Linked DNA regions of Mus musculus: region 2 is linked to region 1. The links are chromatin loops, found by intact Hi-C in ENCODE. Cell type or tissue: left cerebral cortex. All regions are shown on one strand.

Region 1 (8,000 bases):
CTCACTGTCCACCAAGCTTTCTGTGATGTGCCAGGCAGTGTGTGTGTGTGTGTGTGTGTGCGTACACAACCCCACCAAGCTTTCTGTGATGTGCCAGGCAGAGTGTGTGTGTGTGTGTGTGTGTGTGTGTGTGTGCGCGTGCGTGCGTGCGTGCGTACACAACCCCACCAAGCTTTCTGTGATGTGCCAGACAGTGTGTATGTGTGTGTGTGCGTACACAACCCTACCAAGCTTTCTGTGATGTGTGGGGGTGGGGTGGGGGGAACCGACTTCATCTTCCACAAAGTTTATCAACCTAAAAATATAGATCATTGAACACATTCTCTTTCATTTCAATGCAATCTTCCCTGGAAATACAAGCTCCCGTTCGCAACCTTCCATTCAGTCAGAAGCCTGACAGCCATCCTGCTATCCCCAACTGCTTTTCCATACTCAGATACTAATTAAATAATAACTGGAAACCATCTAACATAGCACATCCTAAATCAGGTTCAAGGGGGCACTGTGGAGCAATCTCACTCACTGCGCTGAGTTCTGTTTAATTACCTCCATTTTAATTGGCCTTTCTTGAAATGCTTCCTGCGGATGTGTGCTTTGTCTGAGTATTTACAACAGCTCAGCTGCAGGGAAAGAACCCAAAGCATATATTCTCTAGAATCATAAAGCACATGTCTGTATGTACTATCTACACAGTCTGTAGAACTTAAGGACCCCTGAAAACGTAAACACTATTTTCCCAAATGAAGCATCCACTCAGGACAAAGTGCCTTCGGCTCCTTAGAGGAGAGTCATTTTAGACTCTTGCAGCCTGACTTTACTCCATAAAGTGTTCCACTGTATTCCACTGGGGTGTGGGTGGTATGTGCACATGAAGGTCAAAGGTCAACTGTGGAACTGTTCTTCAGGAGTCGCCTACCTTGATTTTTCCTTTTGTGTGTATGTAGAGGAGGGGAGTGTGCACATGTGAATCTGTGTGTGTATGGAGGGATGTAATGAGTGTGCACATGTGAACATGTGTGTGTATGGAAGGATGTAATGAATGTGCACATTTGAACCTGTGTGTGTATGGAGGGATGTAATGAGTGTGCACATGTGAACCTGTGTGTGTATGAAGGGATGTAATGAGTGTGCACACGTGAACATGTGTGTGTATGGAAGGATGTAATGAGTGTGCACATGTGAACCTGTGTGTGTATAGAGGCGTCAGGTTAATGTTGGGTATTTTCCTCAGTCACTCCCCACCTCACTTCGAGACAGGGTTTCTCTGTATAGCCCTGGCTGTCCTGGAACTCACTCTATAGACCAGACTGGCCTCGAACTCAGAAATCTGCCTGCCTCTGCCTCCCAAGTGCTGGGATTAAAAGCGTGTGCCACCATGCCCGGCTCCCACCTCACTTTTTGAGCCAGGGTCCTTCACTGAGCCCAGGGCTGTTTGTTTTGGCTAAATTGAATGCACAACAAGTACCAGGACCCTCCCGTCTGTGTTTCCAGCAGCACACACCTATCAGCAGTTATTTTACAGACTGAGCCATCACTCAGGTCCACCTTACTTTTTGAGCCAGGGTCTCTTCTCAGGACCTAGGTCTTGTTGTTTATGCTTGACTGGCTGGCACTGAGTCCCATGGATCCCGTGGCCCCTCCCAGCACTGGGATTGCGAGCTCACAGCAATCACACCAATGCCTGACTTTCCATAGGGGTTGGAGATAGGATCCAAGTCTTCATGCTTATGTGGCGCGTGCATTACGGACTGGAGTATCTCCCTGACCTCGCCAAGCACATGCACAGCCCCAAGTGTAAGGACGGCATTGTAACCACCACCTCAACCACTTTTTATCAACTCCAAAGCCCACACAATGCGAAAACATGAGGGAACCTCTGGCAGAGAAAGGCCCCACCAGGCCTGTCAAGGAAGCTTCCGGCCTCAGTCCCAGGAGCCTGTCATGGCTAGCTACCTTCTGTCCTAGCTGCTCCCTCCCACCCAGACTGAGCTGCTCATCCCCCCCACCCCCCAGCACCTTACAAGCCACCTACATTCCCAGCCTGGCCTGTCTTCACCAGAGGCCCTGACAGCACAAGCCCTCTCCTGGATCTCCCTGGATCTGCAGTGGAAGACAGTCTGTGGCTGTCCCAGGAACAGTGGCATCTGAGCAAACTCCTGCCCTCCACCTCCCCCGGCCCCCGGCCCTCAGCATCTGCTCACCCATCTGAGACCTGTCCACACCTGTTATAAACTCCTCTCCTGCAAGCTCCTCCTATCACTCTGGGCAAAAGCATGCTGTCTCAGTCTTTGTGGGTGAAAAACAGATGTGTCTGGCTGAATGCTTAAGATCATACTGCTCATTAACAGCTAACTCCACCCACGTACAGATGAGGAAACAGGTTCCAGAGCTGCTAGGCAAAGCTGGCACCTTTGGGGCAAACTCCTCCATCTTTGGACCTTTAGAGTTGTTCCTTCTGTTTCAGCTAAAATCAGGAGAAACTTGCAGAGACAGCCGGGGTCACAAAGTCATTATGACTTGGACAACCAAAATAATGATTCATTAAGCATGCCTAGAAATATTTATGTTCGCCATGTTTCCATTCTGACCCCAAAATGAGCACAGCAAGAAGGGTTTGCTTCTATCATCTTCAGCCTCTGAGCTTGGACCCCCTCACTTTTCACTAAGGAGCCCAGAAACGTGTCGCATCCTTCCTTCTTGGATACCCTAAAACTGAGCATGCTTAGAAAAGTACAGCTTAAACTAGGATGTGCCAGCCCCTAAAACACATTAGATCTAGGAACAGGAAAACCCCCTCCCCCAAGTGGAATCTCCCCACTTGTATGCAGGGAGGGGACTGCTCTGGGAATAACTGCAGCTGCGTCCTTCGGACCTGTCTCCAATCTTTATCTCCTGGCTGTACTTTCTGACTCAGTGCTAACCAAGATGTGAATTCAATGTGTTCCACTACACCATGTTACCAAAATGCTGCTAGCTGAGGGCCAAATAACTTGTTCTTTAACCAATGATTCACCTGACTAACCAAAAGAGCAAAAATCTCTCACATGGTCTCTAAAATCATTTGGGAGGAATTAAAAGAAAAAACAAAAAACCTGTCATGAAGTTATGCCAAATAAAGTCCAAACCACCAACCAGCACTGCCGCCCTCACCTGACTCCACCCCAGTTCTTTGAAACAGGTGCATCTACCACAGACCACTCCTACACTTCAAGAACACTTCAGTTGTGGAAGGATGGAATGTTCTAAGACAAGGGGTATTTTAGGGAGTTTAATATTTAATATTTACTTATTTTAACTTGTCCGTGGCCTAACATTCTTGTAACAGGCAAACTTCCCAATTAATATCACTAAGTTAACACACCCCTAGTTATGGTTAGTATTTATGTTAACTTGACACAACCAAGAGCCACCTGGGAAGAGGGAGTCTCAGCTGAGGACAACACAGATCAGTTAGCCTGTGGTATGTCCGTGGGGGGCTGTCTTGGATTTTGATTGATGTGGGACCTGACAGGAAGCAGTGCCACTCCTGAGCAGGTGGCATTGGGTGACAGAAGAAACAGAGCTACACCATGGTCTCTGCTTCAGTTCCTGCCTGACTTCCCTTAAAGATGGCTGCGACCTGGAAATACAAGTTGAAATAAACCTTTTCCCCACAGGTTGCTTTTGGTCAGGGTGATTAACATAGCAACAGACAGCAAACCAAAAGTCTGCACCCCACAGGGAGAGAATGCTAAGATAACACCTGAGACTAACAAGCATTTTCCTGCTTTGCTGTCACTCAACAGTATGTTGCTCTCTGTCCTTGACGATGAATCTGTTCCACAATAGGATGCCGTTGGGATACCCTGACGAGTCAGGCACTTTGTACCAAGACAGAGAGCTCGGTTAGTAAAAGGCTGGAGGAGAATCGACTAGATTTTCCGACACTTTACACTGGATCACGTTTTAGTTGGCTTACTGCCACTCCTGGTGGATTTATCCCCTGAAGTATTAAGAGAGAACTTAAAATGTAAATACTATTGACTTTGTCGCCAAGACTATCCAGAGTCTGGAAAAGCAGGTCGAGCCTGTCTGCATTTTGTTGGCGTAAAGAAACCATGGCTGAGGAAGACAACCATGGCTTCTGTGCCCCAAGGGCTTTAAGTTAATGTGAAGTCTAAGCCGGAGCATGCGACAGCAGTCCTTATATTAAGTGAGATTCACTCTAAGCACCGTTTTCTTTTCTTTTTAGATTTATTTATTTTTATTTATACAAGTACACTGTAGCTGTCTGTCCTCAGACACACACCAGAAGAGTGCATCGGACCCCATTACTGATGGTTGTGGGCCACCCTGTGGTTGCTGAAAATTGAACTCAGGACCTCAGTGCTCTTAACCGCTGAGCCATCTCTCCAGCCCAGCACAGCCAGTTGAAAGGTCTAAAGCCCAGAACTCTACCAGGTCTTTGCCAGACATTTAGCAAGTCAATCTAGTAATGAAACCTCAGTGCGCACAAAGAAAGGCAATTACCAAGAGAAAAACAGTCTCTAAATAAAGGGTTATTCAAAAGCCTTTCTATAGGTGTGGCAAGTCGAGCCAGTGTGTGGACGCGATCCAGCTCAGGAAACGGCCCGCATCTCCTGCATAGGCCCCCAATAACTCGGGGGAGCGGGGGGAGCCTAGTCCTCACGCAGGCCGGTCCCACCGGCTTCCCGGCGCTGAACGCGCAAGCGCCAGGCAGAAGCGACCCCGGCCGGTACCTGCGTACAGCGGCGACCACTGGAGCGCGATCGCGGCGGAAAGCAGCGCCACCACGGCCGCCGCAGCCCCACAGGCGTGAACGGCCATCCGCGGGACGCCCGGATCGATCTTACCTCCCCCGCAGGCGCGGATTGCCACACAGCGGACTCCCATGGCGGTCCAGCGCACTTCCGGGTTCCCAGGTGTCCCCGCGCGGACGCCGGGCCACCGCCATTGGTCTTCTGGGCTCCGCCCGGCGGCCCCAGCTTCCTGCACCGCCGGAAGCGTACTCCGGGTTCATCCCACCCCCAGGGTCAGCGTCCATCAATTACCCTCCGCTTACTCCGCTTGACCAGCGAGGCACCCAATCCGGCCTGGCCCCAGGTTAAGCGTTGTGGTAGCCGGCTCACTGAAGAACCTTGGCGGTTTAGGGACCTATTTCTTTTTTATTCTATAGCGTTTTGTTCGTGAACTTGATGGTTCACGATTCCCTTGGAGGTCAGCTTCCTTGGCAGCCTGTCCATAGCTGTGCTGCCCAACTAGATGATGTCTTTGGCCCTGGTGCGTCCCACAGCTAGGTCTAAGGCTTAGCATCTCTCAAACCATTTTCTGGCCTCGGTTCCTCGAGGTCTTTGTTGTCTCAATAGTAAGATAGGCAACCTCATGGTTACAACAGCTTACGCCCCCAAACCGGAAAGCATCCTGACTTAGTTCTTTCATACCCATGCCTCTTGTGCCTTTGATACTGCTTTTGACCTGTCTTTGATACTTCCACTTGTACCCTGTATGAAGCCTGGCTGAGGACAGTAGCCGCCTGGGTTGTTTTCTACAAAGTGACACAAACCGATGGCCTAAGTGTATAAACTGGCGTCTTGACCTCTCTGTGGTATGGCTAACCAAAGGGTTTTTATTGTAGATTGAGACAGAGACAGAGACAGAGACCAGACAGAGGCATCTGTGAGAGTTCAGAGCAGAGAGAGAAAGAACTAGACTGGACATGGCCAGGGCTATCAGAGAGGGGAGAACAGCAGGAGATGAAGGATATATAGAGAGAAGCAGAGAGAACACACAGCAAGAACAGTAAGGAGAATAAACGGGTGGGGTGGGCATGGGAGGCGGTGAGGTGAGAAGGTTAGCATGGACTTTGAAACGTGTAGCAGATAACTTGTGATACTGAGGGAGCCTGGAGGGCAGCATGAGCTTTGAAATGCTCAGAAACACCACAGGTAGCTATTTATGTATCTGTCCTTTCTGCCCAGAAGCCTAGGGGAAGCAGCTTTACAAATTCCTGAGGAATGCTAGCTTTTATCTAACACCCAGGAATTCTGCAGTCCAGGTTGAACTTATCTGGATGTTTGAACTGCCCTTTTGGAGTTTGGAGAACTGGAATTTCCTTTAGACCTAACGTTAAAGAATATTCGACCCTTTGACGTTGTGACACTATTGTTACACCGTGTTACTATTGCAGTAATTTTATAGGGTTGTTGTGACACTATTGATAAAATGTGTTACTGTTACAGTAATTTTATAGGGTGTTTCTGCCTGTTCTAGCCCTTAGAGATGCTCCTGAATAAAAGACACAGAAAACTGGTTTTTTATCAATAGGCTCTCAGTGCTCTGTGGGGCAGATTCTGAGCTTGTCTAACCTACATCTCAGCCTTAGGTCCCATGTTACTTGCCAGCTGAGTCTTGCTCTGTTTGCTCTCCTCCATATGTGTCCTTGTTGCGATAAATCTCCAATCCACAAAAGCCTGGGCAATGAAAACACAACTCAATTAGTATGAATACATGCTATGTGCCTAGACTGGGCAGATCTACCACTACACTACCATCTTCCCCATAGAAGAGACCCCTTAGAATTTGCAGTTTCTCCAGACCAGGCGCTTCTGCTCCACTTTCCTTCTTCTTCTTCTTCCTCCTCCTCCATCGTCTCCGCCCCCTCTTTCTCTCCCAAAACCTTCAGCTCCACCTTCCCCTCTTTCTCCGCCCAATCACTGGCTCTAGCCTTCATTTATAAATTAAGGTGGGTAGAAGGTTTATAGGAAATCACCTGAGTGCTGACTCATTGTATGTTTGCAGCCCCTCACAGGAGAACAGAAAGTTCTGAGACTAGACAAGGCTGAGACAAGTTCTATAGACAATTCAAAAAGCCTCAAAGGGAGCCAAAAATGAATATTTTGGCAAACTATAGAGTATCAAAGGCCAAAACTAATAATGCTAGTAAACAATATTGAGATTGAAGGAATGGTTGACACTGGAGCAGATGTCACCAGTATCTCTCCAAAATCTTGGCCTGTAAGTTGTCCACTTCAAGAAATAGACATCTGAGCCGGGTGTGGTGGCGCATGCCTTTAATCCCAGCACTCAGGAGGCAGAGGCAGGTGGATTTCTGAGTTCGAAGCCAGCCTGGTCTACAAAGTGAGTTCCAGGACAGCCAGGGCTATAGAGAAACCCTGTCTCGAAAAACCAAAAAAAAAAAAAAAAAAAAAAAAAAAAAGAAATAGACATCCAATTTCAAAGACTTGGGACCTTAACCCAAAAAAGCAAAGTACCAGATGGCTTAAGTGTATAGGACCAGAAGGTCAGGTAGGAAAATTGAGGCCATGTGTGGCTGATACAGCCATTAGCTTATGGCAAAGAGATCTATTACAGCAGTGGAAAATGGGAAACGTGTTATGCTTGAGGAGAGGTTATGCCTATGTCTCCACAGGAAAAGAAAATCTGTGGGTTCCTTCCAAGTTGATAAAAATCAGACATGACAAAGGGAAACCTCCTGAAGACCTTGGCGACAGAGAAGAAAAGGGAAACTAACACAATCAACAAAATAGGTGAAGTATATGTGGTGAAGTTTACGTCTCTGTATATGGAGACAGCTCTGGAACCGGCTGAGGCTAAAATGTCTGTATGCACACGATAACACTTATAGGATACAAATTTCTCATAATTTGTTATGATATACTGTCCTTTATGAGGACAAGTATCCAAAGTTACATTACAGATTGATTATGTGATCAAACTAACCTGAAGAAAGGTAGTCGTCTTTCTTTATTGATCTTCATTGACCAATCAATCTGTGCACCCTGCACATACTGTGTGAATGTCTTTACAGAACTACATGTTGCTTTTAAGTTTTATACACTGCAGGATGAAAGAAGAGAAAGACATCCCTGAAAAGATTTACACTTCAGGATGCTGGGATTCTGGGACCTTCCATTCCAGCTTGGCTCTTGGCTCCACTTCAACTACATTGAAGCTGTTGCTTTTTTTTTTTTTTTTTTTTG
Region 2 (8,000 bases), 100 kb before region 1:
ATTTATGTCTATAAAATCTGTATTTCAGTAAGCATTGAAAAGATATGGAAAAGACATTTAGTGAACAGGCAGAGAACAGAAGGCAGTGTGGTATGGGGTGATAGAACAGAATATAGCCAAGTTTGAATAAAAGGTTTTTCTTTATGTACTTCTGTGTCTTGAAAGTAACAAGGTGTTCGCAAAATTAAGATCATGGTTTCCTCCCCCAGAGTGGTGTCTGCCATTTCCCCTGGAGATAGAATTGCTCAAATTTTGCTTTTGCCTAGTTACCATGCTATCTTCCCTTCAAGGGGACTGAAAAGAGGAAATCGGGGCTTCGGCTCCACTGGAATACAAATTTGAAAGCTGTTATCCTTATGGTTAACCAAAGAGTGGATTGGTTGCAGGAACAGATGAATATTTTGGAGCAGTTAGTATTTGCTTCCTGCATTACTCATATGGCAGGAATGTGTGTAACCTCTGGTCAGTATCAGAATTTTTCCAGAGCTGCAAATCTGTCGAGTGCAATTGGTGCGATGCGGCTAGGAAATTGGAGTCATGATCTCGACACAAAGATGAAGGAATTGCGAGCATCGATTGTTGCCGTGAACAACACCCGTGTGGAGATTGCAACTGCAAAGCAATGGCTGGAGATCATCCAGGGAACTGTGGGATTCTTAAAAAATTGGGGAGGGATGGCCTTTTGGGCGCTCCTGCTGACTGTTGTGTGTGGAGGAATGCTTTGGTGGATGGCACGTATGCGAAGGCGGCACAGGGCTGATAAACGAGCCTTAGTGCAGGCTATGGCAGCCTTGGAAGCAGGAACATCCCCCCAATGTTGGCTCAACATGCTGGATCAGTAATTAATGACAGGTAAGACCCTCACGTGCACATACCAACCTAAGACAGGATGGCGAAAGTGAGTTCCTCACTCCCATGACGGGTAAGGATGTGGCACAGATGGGGGCAACCTAAGACAGATGTTGATCCCAGAGCTACTAATAAAACAAAAAGGGAGAGATATGGGAAGCAGTACGGCCACATGGGCCAAGATGTTTACTGCCTTGCCCGAGCATGCGCAGTGAGGCTGCATGCGTGGGCTGCCTGCCAGGCTGGACTGTTCCTCATGATCCGGACCTGTCAGCCTATCGGTGACCCACCTGAGCTCCTGCCTGGAGCGTGTGTGAATTCTGATTGGATGAGGTGGGGTGGAGCTAGATGAGGTAAGTCGGTGTGAGTATAGGAGAGTTGCTGTTTAGCCCCTGCCCTAAGTAGAAGCTAGTTGTTGTTGTAGAAGTTGTTGCTGCCCTTGCTGCAAGAGGTATTAGAAGAAGCTGCTGGGGAAGAGAGCTGTAAAGGAAAAAGCCCGAAGTAAAAGAAGTTGCTGTGTGAACCCGCCTTGGTGTCCCTGTTGTTCTTGTGCCCGCGGGGCGGAGACTGTGGAGACCGGGACATTCTGGTACAAGCTTAAATCTAGAGTTTATTGTACTGCAAGTTCAAAGCCAGCCTGGGCTGCAAAACCAGTAAAGGTTTTCGCTTTATAGAAGCTTTATGCAAACAGCTTCTATAAGTAGCCAGTCTTACAGCCAAAGCTGTCATTTTTGCAGATAGCTAACCCATCTGCCAACAGCTGGCCCCAAACAGGGGACACCTCCTTGGCAGAGTCTGGCAGAGTAGCTGGAAGCAACTGCGAGTGAGAAAAGCCACTAGGGAAAGCAACTGCCCGGAACCAGACTGCTGCTTCCAGGAGGTGGATGTCACCTCTCCATCTGAGCACATAGTGGGAGCTTGTCTGCAGGTGAGGATAAACCGGAGGCTGGCAGAAGCAGGCCGAGGCTGGTGAATATCTGGGTGGACAGGACTGCAGTCAGGTGCTATCCTTCTCTGTGATGCCTTTGTGCAGGGGAGCCTGCATCATGAGGCACAGTCTTCTAGAACCAACACAGGAAACAATACCCTTGTGCCAAGACAGCTGAGTGAGCACTCACTCATTAACCAGACACAGCCTGCTGGAGGAGCTAATCCAGGGGGGACACCCCCACCTCCTTTAGATGAAATGCTCAAGCTCACGAGCAGCAAACTGAAGATTGAAGTGGAACATCCAAAAGCAGGCTGAGGGTCGTGCTGTGATGCGTTGTGCTCAAAGCTTGCTTAAATCATAAGACCCTGCTTTCCATCCCCTGCACCCCCTACAGTTACCACAACCAAGGTGGACGTGGTAGGAGAGACACAGAGCCATTGGGGGGGGAGGGAGGGTGTTTCACCCAACCCCATAACCCTTTGTACAGAGATGACCCTCATTCTCTCATGAAGAAAGAGGTGGACACAGACCCAGCTCTTCAGCCTCTCCCGTAGCTTCAGTAAGATCCCCTCTGAGAGGAAGAAAGGCTTCCTTGCAAGGAGAAAAGACAGAGCTGACATGAGCAGACACCATGCTTCTGCCTGGCCCATTCTGCCCCATGCTGAAGTTAGGCCACTGCCTGTCCAAGTGTACTGGGTGACAGGTGAGGTCAGGTGTGCTCATTGGTTTCTTAGTCCTCTCAGGAGGGTTCCTGGACTCCTCTAAACCCAGGAGGTCTGAAGAGAGAAAGCCTGGCCTCTTGGGACCCCTGAGCTGTTCCCCACCCCAACCCCCAAGGCTATATGACAAACTGTCACACTGAGGAAGTGCCACAGCACAGTAGGTGGTTCTGAGTCAAGGAGCCTGCTGGACACAGGAGGCAAGTCCAGCAGTGTGGGAGAACAGTGTGGTGTCACCGTGCTGCCGGGAAGCACACCTGAAGGACTCAGTTACATGGTCGTGTGTAACATGATGGCTCATCACAAAAACTACCTGGGAAGAAAATATTTGAACGACTCAAGTTCCTGGTTTCCTGTACAAGTCTCTGTCTGCTACTCCTCCCCCTTCCTGCCCTCCCCTCTCCCCGTGCTCCTCCCTCACCTCTTCCCTCCTCCCCCTCCTCCTCTCATTGCTTCTCTGCATTATTTATATGTGTGTGAATGTGCACGTGCATACGTAGGCCACAGGTCCTGTGGGAAGGGAAGAGGACAACTTAAGCTGGTTCTCCTACCTTCTTGGAGGTGGAATTTGGGTTTTCAGGCTCAGTGGCAGGCACCTTTACCCCCTTGAGCCACCCGTATAACCATTTTCTGTGACAGTAGTGGAGGCAGCCATGATCCTACCCAAACACTCAGCAATATCTAATGTACCCAAAGGCACATGAGCCAGGGCTGGCTTTTGAGCAGCCTGTGATGCACTGAAGATGGTCCCCAGGTGCTGTAAAGATGGGAGCATCATGTTTGTGGAGTATTTTGGGATGGCTGAGGCAAATTTTAGATGTGTAGTAATTTTCTAAACTAGAAAATTGGAAAGCCCTGTAAATGGAATTATGCTACTGTGATGGTTTGTATATACTTGGTCCAGGGAGTGGCACTATTAGAAGGTGTGGCTCTGTTGGAATAGATGTGGCCCTATTGGAGTAGGTATGTCACTGTGGGTGTGGGCTTAACACCCTTACCCTAGCTGCCTGGAAGTCAGTATTCTGCTAGCAGCCTTCAGATGAAGATATAGAACTCTCAGCTCCTCCTGCACCATGCCTGCCTGCATGCTGCCATGTTCCCACCTTGATGATAATGGGCTGAACCTCTGAACCTATAAGCCAGCCCCAATTAAATCTTGTCCTTATAAGAGTTGTCTTGGGCTGGTGAGATGGCTCAGTGGGTAAGAGCACCCGACTGCTCTTCCGAAGGTTCGGAGTTCAAATCCCAGCAACCACGTGGTGGCTCACAACCATCTGTAACAAGTTTTGACGCCCTCTTCTGGAGTGTCTGAAGACAGCTACAGTGTACTTACATATAATAAATAAATAAATCTTTAAAAAAAAAAAAAAAGAGTTGTCTTATGGCTGGGCGTGGTGGCACAAGCCTTTAATCCCAGCACCTGGGAGGCAGAGGCAGGCGGATTTCTGAGTTGGAGGCCAGCCTGGTCTACAGAGTGAGTTCCAGGACAGCCAGGGCTATAAAGAGAAAAACGATTGTCTTGTTCATGGTGTCTGTTCACAGCAGTGAAACCCTAACGAAGACAGCTACACTTTCAAGCGCTCCGTGGCTCAGACTAACAAAAAATGTTGCTGCTGATTTTTGAGCATTTCAACTCCAAAGGGGGAACAGATGGTCAGACAGAGGCAGACTTGGAGGGTAAATGGAAGGGAATCAGCATGAGGGGACAGCGTAGGTAATGAGAAAATATAACCAGAGCCTTATATACAAGTATAAAAATGTCACACAAAGCCCATGGCATGTGTAATTAATGTGAGCTGATAATAAAATATCTAATATGGGAAATTACAGATTTAAAAAAAAGTAGCCCAGAATAAAAAACAAATCAGAAAGAAACATAATTCACATTGGCACAGCGAATGTATTCCTAAGTACTATGCATATGAAATGGAATGACTTTTAACAAGTGTCCATGGTACACAGGAATCAAAGCAACCCGGTGAGGAGGGGCTGAGCATACAGCAGAACAAATTAATACAGCTCAGATCATTACAACCTCGAGTATCCAGTAAGCGTGCAGATTTACTATGTGGGCTAGCAGAATGGCTGGGGAGGTAACGGTGCTTGCTGGCAAACTGAGCTTCACCCCCAGGCCCCACGTGGTAGGAGAAAACTACCTCCCACAAGCTGTCCTCCGATCCGCATGGGCACTGAGGTGTGCCCACATACACAAACACAAATAAATTAAATGTGAAAGATTAAGAGTTGAAGTGGTGAGTAGGAGGGAAACAGCAAGTCCTGTCTGGAACTAGCTAAAAGTACCAACACTGTCACTTTAGGGTCACCGGGCTGTGCAGTCTTCCCCTCGGGGCTCAGGTATTAGCAGGCAGCCTCTGCACCCAGCCCGCTGTGGGTCCTAACCCTCTCGAACCTGGAAGTCTTAGATCAGGGCTCCGACTGTGTTTTCCTCTACCAGTAGGGGGCAGCATCACCACCATCACAGTCCAAAAGGCCACTGGTGGAATCATTTCTAGGATGTATTTTCAGCAGACTAATACTAGTGGTGTTTGAGCCTCTTGTATGGGCCTTCAATCCGGAAGTTAGAGGGATTCATTATCTACCTTATGCCAAGCTAAAGCATCACAGCCGTCCCCAGTGGGTGGGACGTGAGGGGTTTTGAGGTCCTCCATTCGTTCACCTTCTCTGAAGCAGGTGACTCTCAGATGACCACCACTTGGTCTGCCACTGTCTTACAAGGTTGCATTGGACCGACAGGCTGAAACATCTGCAGACAATCCACAGAGAATCCCTTTGACATTCAGCTAGGGGAGAAAAGGATGGTTTCCAATTAAACAAGAAAACACTGTGTTCCCAACACCTAGCATGCTCAGTTTACACTTGTCGAAAGAGCTATTTTCAACTTATTTAGACATAGCCTTTTATCGGATTTCTCTTTTGCATGCTTAACTAGGAAAATAAGACAGAAGCAATTAGCTCTGACTTTTTTGTTTCTTTGGGAACAGAATCTGTCTCCCAAATCTCTGCAGTGAACTGACATACCCACATTCAAGCTCACGTGGCCCCAGGGCAGGGCGAGTCCCTACCACTGTCCCTGCAGGGGCAGCCACCCTGCAGATGTCTATGCTGCAGGGCTGGACTTAGGCCTGTCAGAGGCACAGCTAGGCATCCTGACTCTAGAGGGTGCGCAGTGTGAAGGTGGCCCCTACCTCACCACACTGAATCTGCACCACAGCAAAGGTGTGTGTGTGTGTGTGTGTGTGTGTGTGTGTGTGCGTGTGCGTGTGTGTGTGTGTGTGCGCGTGCATGCGTGAGAGCAGATAGGAAGACATTCACACGTGGCCACACTCCATCTGCAGGTTCCCTGCTTCTTGTATTTTCTCCTTTTCTATTTGGGCCTTAATCTTTTGGAGTAAGAAAAGGTTATTAAAGACAGCACTAGGTGGCTGGAGAGAGGGCTCAGCAGTTCTCTTCCCAACACCCACACGGTGACTCACAAACACCCATGATCACCAATCCAGGGGATTCTCTTTTCTGGCCTCCATGGGCTGCTACATGCACACGGTACACAAAAAACTCACCCAGGTTCACACATATGTACAAATAAAGAGTTTTTAAGAAAGGAAACAAAAAACTTTCTTAGACCCAAAGTGAGATTTTACTTACTAAAGCTAACTGGTGACCGTCACATTATATGGGGAAGATAAAAGGGTCACTTGCAGGCGAGATCTAAGGAAGAACATAGGTGGGGAACCTGTACTCTCAAGGTTAAGGTGGGAGCAGGATACCTGGGCTTGAGGGTGTAGCTACTCGTCAGTATGGGGCAAACTGGAGGCCAGAACAGCCCTGCTTTATGCTGGAGCAGCTGGCTTCTGTTGAATCAGCCACATAAGGATGCATGCCAGTAAGTGGCAAGGAGGCCTGGGAACACTGACAGGAGAAAGTGGCCGTTGATCTTGTGGTTTGAGTGTGGACCATCATTCAACCACAGCTGGTATGTTTGAATGCCTGGTCTCCATGTAGGGGTGCTGTTTCAGGGTATTGTGAGGACTGACTGGTGAAGGCGGGTCACTTGGGCTGGCCTGTCAGGGTTGTAGATTGGCTCCACTCTTGCTTCATCCTCAGTGCCCTGGTCCAACAGTGTGAACAGCCTTGGCATATCCTCCGGTGGCCATGAGTTCTGCCATGCCTTTCCTACCACAGCAAAGGGATCAACCCTTGCTCCCCACAGTATTTCCAAGAGACATTTGTCATAGCAAGAAAAAGTAGCTAGCTGGGCATGGTGCTGGCATGTGTCTTTAATCTGCACAGTCATGAGGCTTGAGACAGGCTGATGGATCTCTATGAGTCTGATGCCAACCCAACATACATAGTGGGTTCCAGGTCATCCAAGGATGCTAAGTGAGACCCTGTCTCAAAACAACCAAACAGAACCTTGGCTCCTTACTTCACAGATCTCAAAAATCAATTCCATTTAGGTTAAAGAGGTAAATGAAATGCACTATAAACCCATACAGGTGATGTAGAGACTATTTCTACAGCTTCCCATTGGGTGGGTCTGAAGACAGTCACATATCATGGAAAAACTAAAATATTTCTAGTATACTAGAATTAAGAATGGCTACTAGCCCAATGGTGGTAATGTATGCCTTTATTCCCTATACTGGGGAGGCAGAGGCAGGCAGAAGTCTGTGGGTTTGAGGCCAGCCTGGTCTACAGAGAAAGTTCCAGGACAGCCAGGGCTACACAGAGAAACCCTGTCTCAAACGAATAAATGAACAAATGGCTACTCAATCAAATGACATTATCAAGAGATTGACAGGCCAGCAAGTCAGTAGGGAGAGACTCATTAGCCCAAAAAAGATTGTTTAGAAAGTGTGAATAATTCATGAAAATCAACAAATTAAGCTGAAAGTGGCCAACAATCACTGTCAGGCAGGTGACAGAAGAGGTGGACAGATGTGTCTCCCAAGTTACAATGTTCTCAACTGGGTTAATAATCACAGAACATCAAGATTTTATACCTGAGAGCCAAGTGGAGCCCAAAAGTTGGAATATACTATGGGAATGTCTTAGTCAGGGTTTTACTTCTGTGAAGAGACACCATGACCAAAGCAACTCTTATAAGGACAACATTTAACTGGGGCTGGCTTACAGGTTCAGCGGTTCAGTCCATTTTATCATCGAGGCAGGAGCATGGCAGCATCCAGGTGGGCATGGTGCAGGAGGAGCTAAGAGTTCTACATCTTCATCTGAAGTCTGCTAGCAGAATACTGGCTTCCAGGCAGCTAGGATCTTAAAGCCCACACCCACAGTGACATAGCTACTTCAACAGGGCGACACCTTGTACTAGTGTCACTCCCTGGGTGGAGCATATACAAACCATCACAGGAAATAAAGACCCTTACTCTTCTTCCATTCCAGGGAGGGTGGCACTGCCATAGCCACTGTGACAGATCAGGTTCCTCCAGGCACAGGCTCCTCCTACATCCCTGAAGCTCCTC

What was found. Peaks named below come from ENCODE experiments on the same cell type or tissue, not always from the same donor. Only the 100,000 strongest peaks of a DNase experiment are listed, where the experiment ranks them.
Region 2: a loop joins it to region 1, with 2.1 times the contacts of the local background. A loop is called at or near these places in 16 of 42 quality-filtered maps.

Annotation. Positions count from the first base shown.
Region 1 is chr8:11,494,480-11,502,479 of GRCm38, reverse strand. It overlaps Naxd (NAD(P)HX dehydratase), which reads right to left and starts at 4,974. Exons shown (of 10, transcript NM_001190357.1): 1 at 4,854-4,974. The coding sequence starts at 4,893. In left cerebral cortex, a CTCF peak has its summit at 4,956; a DNase peak (open chromatin) is centred at 4,949; H3K4me3 peaks cover 1,580 bases; H3K27ac peaks cover 1,012 bases.
Region 2 is chr8:11,599,138-11,607,137 of GRCm38, reverse strand. No RefSeq gene overlaps it. Among named protein-coding and RNA genes, the nearest start is that of Mir7238, 33 kb to the left of the region's middle. In left cerebral cortex, a CTCF peak has its summit at 4,946 (motif pointing right); DNase peaks (open chromatin) are centred at 4,117 and 4,944.